3 separate regions of the Homo sapiens genome follow, and regions 1 and 3 are each linked to region 2. Evidence: chromatin contacts called from ENCODE Hi-C or POLR2A ChIA-PET data. All regions are on one chromosome and are shown on one strand. Each heading gives the region's core, a stretch centred on a gene start or an enhancer-like site at or near the end of the contact. The rest is flanking DNA. Distances are from core to core; before and after follow the strand shown.

What was found. A loop is a pair of places that touch in the nucleus more often than their neighbours do. ChIA-PET counts read pairs that join two places held with the same protein, here RNA polymerase II (POLR2A). Pooled maps may share reads with other maps.
Region 1: a map of chondrocyte shows a loop between it and region 2 (2.1-fold over the local background). The contact joins two enhancer-like sites. A Hi-C loop is called at or near these places in 1 of 168 maps with a recorded cell type or tissue (chondrocyte) and 3 of 50 pooled maps. POLR2A ChIA-PET finds 5 or more read pairs at or near these places in 1 of 52 experiments (AG04449).
Region 3: a loop to region 2 is called in a map of naive thymus-derived CD4-positive, alpha-beta T cell, with 5 times the contacts of the local background. The contact joins two enhancer-like sites. A Hi-C loop is called at or near these places in 2 of 168 maps with a recorded cell type or tissue (IMR-90 and naive thymus-derived CD4-positive, alpha-beta T cell), 1 of 37 single-sample maps with no recorded cell type and 5 of 50 pooled maps.

What each region holds. Positions count from the first base shown.
Region 1 is chr11:35,180,995-35,184,798 of GRCh38, reverse strand. All of the region lies in intron 3 of CD44 (CD44 molecule (IN blood group)), which reads right to left. Among named protein-coding and RNA genes, the nearest start is that of SNORD164, 20 kb to the right of the region's middle. Within about 2 kb of position 2,283, at least 3 of the 41 ENCODE cell types and tissues checked have a DNase peak (open chromatin) inside an H3K27ac peak, as active enhancers do.
Region 2 is chr11:35,482,755-35,486,435 of GRCh38, reverse strand. The region is part of intron 3 of PAMR1 (peptidase domain containing associated with muscle regeneration 1); the gene reads left to right. Among named protein-coding and RNA genes, the nearest start is that of PAMR1, 41 kb to the left of the region's middle. RefSeq lists a silencer at 448-497. Within about 2 kb of position 1,840, at least 2 of the 41 ENCODE cell types and tissues checked have a DNase peak (open chromatin) inside an H3K27ac peak, as active enhancers do.
Region 3 is chr11:35,225,089-35,229,352 of GRCh38, reverse strand. It overlaps CD44 (CD44 molecule (IN blood group)), which reads right to left. Exons shown (of 18, transcript NM_000610.4): 18 at 1-224. The coding sequence ends at 20. Among named protein-coding and RNA genes, the nearest start is that of CD44-AS1, 12 kb to the right of the region's middle. Within about 2 kb of position 1,250, at least 3 of the 41 ENCODE cell types and tissues checked have a DNase peak (open chromatin) inside an H3K27ac peak, as active enhancers do.

The DNA.
Region 1 (3,804 bases), core at 1,034-3,533, 300 kb after region 2:
AAGAAATAATTAAAGGAAGTTACAGATATAACTCTTCATTTATTATTTTTAAGCATCTACTCAACACTTATATGCCAGACCATATAAAAGGAGAAAAGAAGATGAGCATGTTTCTGTCCCTGCTTCTGATAAACTCACAAGGTCATGGGGGACTGTAATAATTAATATTAATTTAGCTTTTTACAGTTTTCAAAAATATTTTCCAAAATTATTACACTTGAAAATAAGGGCATATAGCCAACCTGGGAGATTTAGGGGAGTATCTATCTTGTTTCTCTTGGAAATATCAGCAGAAACTGACGCAACCTATGAGATGCTTCTGATATTTGTATGTTGTGCATACCTGGAACCAGGCTTTGGATTATGGCTTCTTGATGCCAGGGATGAAACAATCTCCCCTAACTTCAAATATAACTGCAAGTAACAGTACACTGGGAATTTCCAGGCAGCAAGTTGTAATAGAATGGAGCATGATGTCACAAACCCTAAGACAGTTTTGTAAATTATTAGAGCATTTGTTCACATGGACCCCCTTCATGCTCCAATTCACCTTAACTTTTATAAAGAACATCAAATCTGGCAAATATGCTTAGTGGATTGACCCAAATGTGCAATTAACAGACTCATGCTCTCATGTCGGATTCCAGGGCCTTATTAGATAGCCTTTCTTTCCATTTAATGAGCTCTGTACTGCTTGGAAAGCTAGACCTGGTGAGGTGTTCCTGAATCTGAGGACTTGTTAGAAATTCTCTGAGGTGGGCTTTCTCATAAACCTTGGCTTCAACACACCAAAATAACCAAGAGAAACATTAATTATTCAGTCTAACCACTAATCTCTGGTTGCCAGATAGAAAGGCACCCTCTTCAATGCTTGATACATTTTAGGTATCTCATAAATATTCTCAAATAGTTGTTGAATAAAGGAGGAAATGGATAAACAAGTACATGTAGAATCTTCCCTTTAATTCTACCCTCAAAAGAAAATGAGGCACTTGACTGAAAGCAAGCTTAATAAATGAATCAATTCAAGTCAGTTCTGTGTTCACACAGAAGTCACCAGGCTCACGTTGGGCCTCAACCACTGAAAATGAGGGAAAAAAAATCACAAAGGCCTTTTCAAGTTCTGCCTTATTTTCATTTGTTAGCCACAGGCCATGTTTTCTAAAAATACTGCTAAAACTTAAGCTTATGGAAGCTATCTACTAAGATCAAGCTGACTTTTATCCCTGTAGCCGTTTTATGGGGGGGATCACAGCACTGGGACATGACCACCTGCTAGCAGCTTTCAGGCTAAATTAGATTCAGGGATCCTTGCAATGAAATCTTTGCATAGGGCAGTTTATCAAAATCTTTAGCTCACTTAATACCCCTATCATCTGACTCTAATCCAAGACATTCAGAATTTATTTATCCTTAAACACATTTATCCTCTTCTCCAGTTTCTTTCTTTTTTTTTTTTTGTCTCATTGCTTCAACAAGATTGTTAACTCCTTTAAGACAAGAAATGTAGCCTCCAGTTCTTTCTTACTCCATCTCTGCCTAGTGCAGTACTGAGCACATAGAGGTGATCAATAAATATTCCCTTTAAACTTAAATAAAAACTTACAAAAGTAGCCATCAATATCGAGTCAATTTGGAAAATAGACAAAAGGAAAAATATTACTTCTAGCTTTATTATTTAATTCATCCATTTTAGTAAGGAACATACCCCCTGTACTTCTCAAGCTTTTCAACTGAACTAACCCTCCAAAGAGAAGAAAATTAATCAATGCTCTTGCTCCCAACTCCAGGTATGGGCCCAACCTCATGAACAAAATTAAGGATAGAAACAAGTCTCAGTCGCAGCCTGCCTAGATGGCTTCGATGCCAGGCAATAAAACAGTGTGAGCTTCTATCTGAGTTGAGGTTCCTTTTAGCAAGTGAAACCAACTTGCAAAACAGGTAAGACAATGTGGGTATGCAACTACATAATTTATTGCATACATTCACTCAGCAAGACTCAATGGGAGATGCAATAAGCAGTGCCCAGAGACTCAGGAGTGTATAGCCTCATGCCAGCCCTTTCCCAATGAGTCAACCTCTTCATCTAAAGCACAAGCTTTTCCCAATGTCTCCCTCTGACCTGTTGCACTGAGATGGAGCTAGCTAGACCACATGTTGCTCTATGTCTATTTCTTACTTTTTTATATGTGGTTTTCTCATTATAATATCATTAGAACGACATGCTAGACATGGGTATGGGAACTGAGTATGTATGAGTCGTGTACTACTTAGTGTTAATTGGACTCCCTTCCCTTTAGTCAAACTCCATTTGTGTTCTTCACTCATATAACAGGGAGGAGTAAACATTCTACAGTTTTCTGTTCCTGTTTCGTATGTCTCTCGATAGATTCAGTGACCTGTAAATTTTTGTCAAAATCTACTGGCTTCACGCACTCCATTTCAACTAGCCAGCCCTGATACTTTGTCCTAAACTCTAGATTTCTTCTCTGAATTTCCACTCTGATCCCTACTGTTCACACAACAAAGGGTAGGTGGTGTAGACTAAAGCCACTGATGTAATCTCACAATTAATTTTAATTTTTGGGTTTTTTTTAGTAGTGAGTAGAAGAAAGATCTCATAATTAAGTTGATGTCCTTTTTATAGTTTAAAAATCCATGCAGCTTTTTATATTTTACTACCATATATATGGTATATGTATATTTATATTTGATGTATATGGTATATATATCTGTGATATCTTGATTTTATATATATAAATGTGTATATATTTATATATACATATATACATATATATAAATATAAATTTATATATAATATATAATATTTATATATATAAAATTTATATATATTATATATAATTTATATATAATATAATATATAATATATATTATATATTATATTATATATAGAATTATATATAATATATATATATAAATTTATATATAAATATAATTTTTATATATTTATAATATATATTTAAATATATAAATATAATTTATATATAAATTTATATAAATAAATATAAATATATAAATATAAATTTATATAAATGAATATAAATATATAAATATAAATAAATATTTATAAATATATATAAATAAATATATATATAAATATATATATATGTATATGTATATATCTGTGTTTGTCTCAGGCTGATAATGTCTTAAGTCCCTTTCCAGCTAATTTAACATCCCCTTCACATCTTTAGGGAAAACTGACACTCCAGCAAGATGTACCAAGTTTACCTCAAGGCTTCATCTTTCCCTTCACCCAACTTCAAACCTTCCATGGGAACAGAAGGCCCAGTTTAAGAGGTAAGACTTTTGATAGTTGGCATCGAGATATTTGACATTTATATTTTGATCCTTCTCAAAAAATTCTGAAAATTCATGATGCATAGAATTCTTTAATTTTGCTAGGACTTGAATAAGGCTCATAAGCCTGATTTTCTAGGTTAATGGTTGGGAGAAAGTCACAAAGACATAGAGAAAGGCTGGCCTGTGTCCTAGCATCTACATCTTAACTTAGGTTTCTTCTTCTCTGGTTCTTTCAACTGTTGGGTAAGGGATATTTAAGAAGGTCAAAGGCATACCATATACTCTCCAAGGCTTTTTTCCAGCCCTCTCATATAATAAATACCTCTCAGCTAAGACATTTGACTTACACCCCAAAGCTATCATTAGATTCATGTCACTCCCTTATTCAAAACCTGTAATGACTTCCCATCACACTGAGAATGAATCACCCCGTTAGCTGGCCCTTGCTTAGCTCTCTGACTTTATTCCTTGGCATTCTCC
Region 2 (3,681 bases), core at 591-3,090:
ATAAGCCAGACGGGCATGGTCTCTGACATCTTAGAGCTTGCGCTTTAGAGAGGAGATTTTTTTTAAAGTTAAAAAAATAGAATGTGGTCAATGCTATGAAATTGAAAAAACAAACTAATGGTCAGATTCTATCCGATCTGTGTTGGTTCAGTTTTGCTTGTTCAATTACGTTATGCTTGTTCTGAGAGCCTCATTCCACACAGTGTATGTTACCACTGCCATGAGCACTGATGGAGCATTTCTTATGGAGCACTGGGCTGGTCACCAGGGAACACAATGATTCCGCAATGAGTTTACAATCCATCTGTGAAAACAGTGCTTGACCATAAGAAGACATCAATATGATGTTATTAGGTTCTTATCACCCTCACCTCATACTGGCACTAAATAAATGTGTAGGGAATTCATAGGAAGAAGTAATTCATTTCACTCTTTGTTGAATGCCTGCCTGGTGCTGAGCACTATGCTGCCTGCCTACGTTAAGGGTCGCCTACATATGGCTGGGACACAGCGCCGGAGCCCCATGGCAGTGCAAGCATTTTCCCACTAGATGGCGCCCAAGCGATCCTTTCAGACAACGTTATCCTGAAGGCGCTTCCTTCTGAGTGTCTCTGAAGAGCCTGGGCATTTTTTTTTCCTGAGTACCATACAGAGCCTTAGAAGGAGGGAGGAGTGGCGGGCAAGTGCCAGAAGGATCAGAGCTGTTTTATATGTGGGTTAGAGAGCATCTGGCACTGAACAGATGCAGTAGCACCTTTATTTGCTCACTGTCCTTGACAATGTTTATATTACTAACCTAACTAATGACAACCTTAAAATTCATTATGGAATTGATTCATGCATAACCATTGGCAGGTTGTATTATCCAGGAGGATGGGCAAACGGCCTGAGGCTATTGAGCCCAGGAGAGAACTTATTCACATCTTTCTGCCCAGGAAAGATTGGTTTAGTAATCTCAGAATATCCAGACTAAGAGCTACTGGCACTTTATCGCCATTAAAAAAAGAGCTGTTCTTTCTACCTTTCTCCACTCTTTAATGTAAAACCTTCAATTCTACAGAGAGTTGAAAGAATAGTATACATCCATATGCTCCTTTCCAGGATTTGCCACTTTTTATCATTCTCCAACATCTGGCTCTCTCTCTCTTTTTCTGCACTTTAAGACTCATGAATTTTAATTTTTTTCTGTTTCATAGTGTTATCATAATTTTTCTTTTGATGCTTAGATTGTTTCAGATTTGGCCCGTTAAGCAGGCTGCACCTCATTTCTCCTTGAGCACTTACTTGCATTCTACCCCTGACCCTCAAATGTTTTAAGTTCACCTTGATTTTCTATGCCCAGGTCTTGAAACAAGCTATTTCTCCCTGCATCCTGGTTTCTTATAGTGGGAAATTGTATTTAGGAACTGCGATTTGGGTGCTGGCTATTAGAGGTGCTGATATCCAAAGTCGAAACCAAGGCTTCCTCTTAGGGTTTCTTAAACTCAAAAGTTGCGTTCTGAAGTGGAACCACTCTGCTGACTTCCACTGCTGACCACTGGACTGGTGTTGGTTTAGCTTGGCCCTAGGCTGAGTTCCTTGGCCATCAAAAAAGATGAGCAGCAGGAGGGCCCAAGAGCGACCCAGAATGCCACACTTCTAGCTGGCATGGCAGTGATCCCAGCCTTTCAGTCCCTGAAGGATACTGGGCATCTAAGGAGGTTAGGAAAGCAACCCAGATGAGAGGATTTATGGGGAGAGATTATAGGTCCTTAATACATTTATCTTCTTAGTCATATTTTGGACAGAGGCAGAGAAACAGAGGAACTGGCCATAAGCCATGCCCAAAAATGTTTGTAGGGTGAGTTATCGGAGAGGAAGAGGATTTGTGCAGGCCGATTCCTGAGCCATAAGTAGGAATGATTAAGAGCAAACTTAAGGGGAGTGGGGAGAAGGCTTACAAAGCTGTGTGTTACTGACTTTCGGGGCTGCCCTCCAGGGGAGCTGCGGAATCGCCTAGGGTGGAGTTACTGAAAGCTGCCTCATCTCGCTCCAGACTTTTGTGTCCTGATGCTCCCAGAAAAAGAACAATGCTCAGGTCGATTCAAACTGGGGATGGTATTAGGTGGCAGTTAGCAGCCTGGGCTTGGATTTGAATCTCTGTTTCTTTCCTGGCTTTGGGCAAGGTTACCCAATCTTTGTGAATCTCAGTTTCCTCATTTACAAAATTGGGATCCTCATAGTGGCCTTGAGAGTTTTTGTGAAGATTAAGTGAAGAACTGTCTATAAATCCCTTAATATGGAGTCTGGTATATAGTAAGTGCTCAATAAATGGTGGATAGAGTCTGGTATATAGTAAGTGCTCAATAAATGGTGGATGCTATTCTTATAATCCAGAGCCATGAAATGAGCTCTATTTGTTAGTTGTTGTTTTGGGTGGCAGGGGAAGAAATCAATATAGGGCCAGAGAAGAAAGATAATAAAAGAGAAGCCTTTAAGGTTAGAGAATACACACTGGGCACAAGGAGGTAGTCTTCACCAGACAAAGTATTGTATGGCAAATAGTATTTTATATTTTATGTGCTGAAGCTCTTTGACCACAGAGAATTCATGTTTAAATCTTTGCAGAGGATTTTATGTTGTTAAAGAACTCATCAATCATAGCTCAGCTTCTGGTGAAGGTATAGAAGGATGTGAAAGACCTTCCCTCCTGCTCAAACAGTAAGAAATCACTAGATTAAACCAAAGAAAATAACAGTTTTCATTAAAACCATAATATGAAATCTAAAAGAATTTAAACTCCAGAGGGGTGAATTCTTCCAGGATGAGCAAGAGATTCGGGATGCTTCATACTTGAAGGCAGCTGCTGCGGTTGGGGGCAGGGCAAGTGCAGGAAGGGGCCTACCAGAGAAGGAGGAGGAGAAGACAGGAAAACTTTTGAATCTATGGGCTGACCAGTTGAACTTAAATCTAGAAGAGACTCCAAGGCAAAGACAATCCTCTCCACCAAGTATTTTATTAAATGGAATTTGCCTGTGCAAGCAGAGGCTGGAATGAGGCTACGAAGCAGGAGATCTTGGGATGTTGTCACCTTGCAGCTTTATAAGCTTGTGGTCTCAAAGTCTCACAGTCTCATGGGCTCACAGCTTCCCAGTCTTGTAGTCACAGGAGTGCAGGAAGCTGGGGGAAGGAGGAGATGAAAATCAAAGAGAGATTTCCTTAGGTTTATGGGGTTTGAATTTCAAGGCTCTTCTGGTGAGATTATAGCTTCAGTCCTGCCCCAAATCAGCTTAACCCTTGATTGGGTCAAACTGATTCATCCCTGATCAGTTCTCCCACCAGCCTAATAGAGGAGAGGGCGTTTGCAATCAAAGGAAACAATAGATCTCTTGTTGTGAACAAGCAAGGAAATAAGATCTACATTCAAGAGAACAACCAGTCAAAAGAAATAGAGCATGGGTGATGAAATGGAAATTTTCAAACAAGAAACTTTTACATAACTTTAAAATAAATGCACTAAAAGATTGACAGGAAAAGATGACTATAATGGATGAAGACATGAAAAATTCACCAAATCAATGAGCAAAAATCACAAACATTCCTATACATCAACAATAGACAAGCAGAGAGCCAAGTCATGAATGAACTCCCATTCACAATTGCTACAAAGAGAACAAAACACCTAGGAATACAGATAACAAG
Region 3 (4,264 bases), core at 1-2,500, 260 kb after region 2:
CAAGATAATGGTGTAGGTGTTACACCCCAATCTTCATGTCCACATTCTGCAGGTTCCTTGTCTCATCAGCTGTCATAAACTGGTCTGGAGTTTCTGACGACTCCTTGTTCACCAAATGCACCATTTCCTGAGACTTGCTGGCCTCTCCGTTGAGTCCACTTGGCTTTCTGTCCTCCACAGCTCCATTGCCACTGTTGATCACTAGCTTTTTCTTCTGCCCACACCTAATAATTTAAAAAATGTACCATATCAGAAAGATTGCAGTGACTCAGGCATCAGATCATCATCCTTACTGAGCACCATCATTGATGATCACTATGGTTTATGATGGCTTTAGTGTGTGCCAAGCACTGTGCTAGGGGTTTTCTCTACTTTAACAACTAACAACCAGCACTTAACAACCAGACTCATAACAACCAGCACTCCTCAAAGTGAGGTCCCTGGACCAGCAGCAAAAGCATCATCTTGGAACCTGTTAGAAATACAAATTCTCAGCCCCACCCCAAACCTGCTGAATCAGAAAACTCTAGAGTTGGAGCCCAGGATCTGTGGCTTCTCTGCACAGTCAAATTTGCAACCCCTCAGGGGCTTCTCTGCACAGTCAAGTTTGCAAACCAGCAACTAAGACTCCAGGAAGCCGGTGTTATTATTATATTCTCTATATTCCAAGTGAAGAAACCTTGGGGATCAGAAAATTCAGTAACTTCCCCCAAGTAACTCAGCAAGTAAGAAAGAGGATTCAAACCCTGGTCTGTCTGACTCTCAAGTTCTGATTCTCTTTCTATCTTACTTCACAATGGAAATGTTTGCCTCTTTTAAGCATTTTAGCAGTTTCTGCAGATTTAGATAAACCATCAACATGATGATTGTAAATCATTCTGATTTGTATATTCCAGAAAGTCCCATAACTTCCTCTCCCAGTCAACACTTTGTCGGCCTTGTCAGCATTATTACTGAATGTATCGAGAAGAATAAAACAACATTTTTCTAGAGGTATAAGGCCATAGTGATGTTTTCCTAACATTGGCTAACTCATACAACCCTGATATAGGAAGTTTAATAACATAAGACAAATTATTCTCGTTAATTTAAGGTTTCTCAAACATTACTTAAGACCCAAACGCAAAAGAAAGTTGCTATGGAAGAGTACGACCTTGATCTTTTCCCTGGTTACTGTCCATTGCTTCACCCCACCCAGCCTAATGCAATGCTTCCTCTTTCCTGTAACATATCACTACTACACATATACGAGTCAGACTATGCTTAGAGGAAGGAAAGTTGCATAGCTTCACAACTACAAGCAAGATGGGGATTCAGGGAAGCAGATTACCTCCTGAATACCAGACATTTTACATGTAATTTTCTGTAATTCTTACAACACTCTTTCAAAGCAGCTATTGTTCCCATAATACAGCAATGGAAACTGAGGCCAAAAGAGGTTTAATAACTTGCTCGAGGTCACACAGAAAGTAAGAATGACAGAGCCAATATTCAAATCCAGGCCTTTATGACCAAAGCCTGGGCTCTGCCTGGCTCTGTCAATGCTGCCAGCCCTCTGGAGATTTGGAAACAGTATGAAGTCAGAATTGTTCACTTTGCCTCTGGATATTTGGAGTAATAGTGACAAAGCCTCTATTATTCATGATCATGGACCATTCCCTGTAGGACTGCCAAGGCCATAAACTTTAAGCTCTTGTTTGGGGAAATAAAAATTATACCTCCTCAACAGGAGGTAGATCCTGTCTCCTCTAGCATAAGGCTTGATGAGGGGTTGGGGGAAGGATGCTTGAACTGTGAAACAGATTCATGGGGACCAGGAATACAGATGGAGTCCAGCAGGATGCATGGTCAAGAAAAGGGCCTTGGAGGCCAGGTGCAGTGGTTCACTCCTGTAATCCCAGCACTTTGGGAGGCCAAGGCGGGTGGATCACTTGAGCCCAGGAGATTGTGACCAGCCTGGGCAACATGGTAAAACCCAGTCTGTATTCAAAATACAAAGATAAGCCGGCTGTGGTGGCATGTGCCTGTAGTCTTAGTTACTTTGGGGGCTGAGGTGGGAGAATTACTTGAGCCCAGGAAGTCGAGGCTGCAGTGAGCTGTGTTTGTGCCACTGCATTCCAGCCTGGGTGACAGAGTGAGACCCTGTTTCAAAAAAGAAAAAGAGACCAGGCACAATGGCTCATGCCTGTAATCCCAACACTTGGGAGGCTGAGGCAGAAGGATCACTTGAGGTCAGGAGTTCGAGACCAGCTGGCCAACATGGTGAAACCCCATCTCTACCAAAAATACAAAAATTAGCCGGTCATGGGGGCATGGTGGTGCGTGGCTGAATCCCAACTACTCAGGAGACTGAAGCAGGAGAATTGCTTGAACCTGGGAGGTGGAGGTTGCAGTAAGCTGAGATTGCATCACCGCACTCCAGCCTGGGTGACACAGTAAGACTCCGTCTCAAAAAAAAAAAAAAAAAAAAAAGGAAAAAAGAAAGAAGAAAAGGGGCTCGGAAGGCCTGGTTTTGAGAACTTACTGCTATGTGACCTGGGGCAACTCACTTAACCTCTCTGAGCCTCAGTTTTGCATCAATAATACCAGGTTACTAAGAGTAGCAATATCATAGGATTGTGAAAAGCCCTTGAAACAGAGACTGTCACTAAATAAATGAGTCTATTGTTATTATTCTTGCTCTTATGAGGGGTAAGGAAATAATTGTTATTCTTGCTCTTATGCGGGGTAAGGAAACTAAGGTTTGGGTTAACACTTAGAACAGTATCTGGAGCACAGTAAGCTTTCAAGTGCTATCTATAATTGTTAATATAACAAAAGCCATATGAAATGAATTTTGCTTGTTTCTCCTGGCTGCCTCCACCTACCTCGTTATTATTTACTATGAAGAGGATTTAAAAGGCTCAAGGTAGAATACTGCTTGTGTTACTTCCAATTCCCTGGCCCCTGTGTTCTTTGGAGGAAAGTTGTCTAGTTAAAGTAATTCCCATTTCCCTAACCAATGGGTGGTTGAGGGATGGAATGAAATATTGTGGGAAAGTGATTTATGAGCATAAAAAATATGTCTGTGCATGGGAGTGGGTGGGGATTAATGTTGTTAATCTAAACGAAGCTGATCTTGACAGTGGATAACATTTGACCTATAGGACACAGGAATATTGTGCTTGGTTTTTGGTTGGCCTGCATTTCCCTTTGGATTTATGTGTTTCTATCTGTCTGAGTAGTTTCAGGAGGGTAGGATGATTCTCATAAATAACTCATTCCAATATTCAGTGCTCTAGGCGTCTAATAAGTGCTTTTAAGAGACAAATTCTAATTTTTAAGTTATTCCTAGTTATAAGAATTTAAGAAGGAGCACTAGACCTTAAGGGGCTTCAGAGATCATCTAGCCCAGCTTCTTCATTATGTAAACTGGACACCAAGTCCAAGAAGTATTGTCCAAAGTTTCACAGCTTGTTATGGCACTGCACTGCAAGAATCACAGCTTGGATTTTCTGTTTTTGTTTGTTTGTTTGTTTGTTTGTTTTGTTTTGTTTTTTACAAAGTCTCACTTCATCAACCAGGCTGGGGTGCAATGGCACTATCTCGGCTCACTGCAACCTCTGCCTCCTGGGTTCAAGAAATTCTCCTGCCTCAGCCACCCAAGTAGCTGGGATTACAGGCACCCGCCACCACACCTGGCTAATTTTTGTGTTTTTAGTAGAGGTAGGGTTTCTCCATGTTGGCCACGCTGGTCTCAAACTCCTGACCTCAAATGATCTGCCTGCCTCAGCCTCCCAAAGTGCTGGGATTACAGGTGTGAGCCCCCGCGCCCAGCCACAGCTTGGATCTTCTGACTCTGAAGATCAGAGATCCTCATGGATCTGTGTCTTACCTTTATCTCCTCTTCCCTTAAATCTCAGGCATTAGCTGAGCACACAGCAATCACACAGTGTGGAAGGAGGCAGACTGAGACCTCACCAGGAAAGAGAGGGCAGGCTGGCTGGGGTTTAGAAGCCAGGTAACATACTTTTATGGCATGGCAGAATTTATCTTAAAAGATTTAGGTGGGTAACTTGGCAACTGATCTCATGACTCTTCTACCTGACAATCCTTAACGATATTTAGGGATTTATTTTGCACTGTTTTAGAGCTGTGCCATCCAATATGGTAGCCACCAGCCACATTTGGCTATTTGAATTTAAACTAATTACAATGAAATGAAATTAAAAATTCACTTCCTCAGTTGAACTAGCCATAGTTCAAGTGCTCAGTTGTGGCTAGT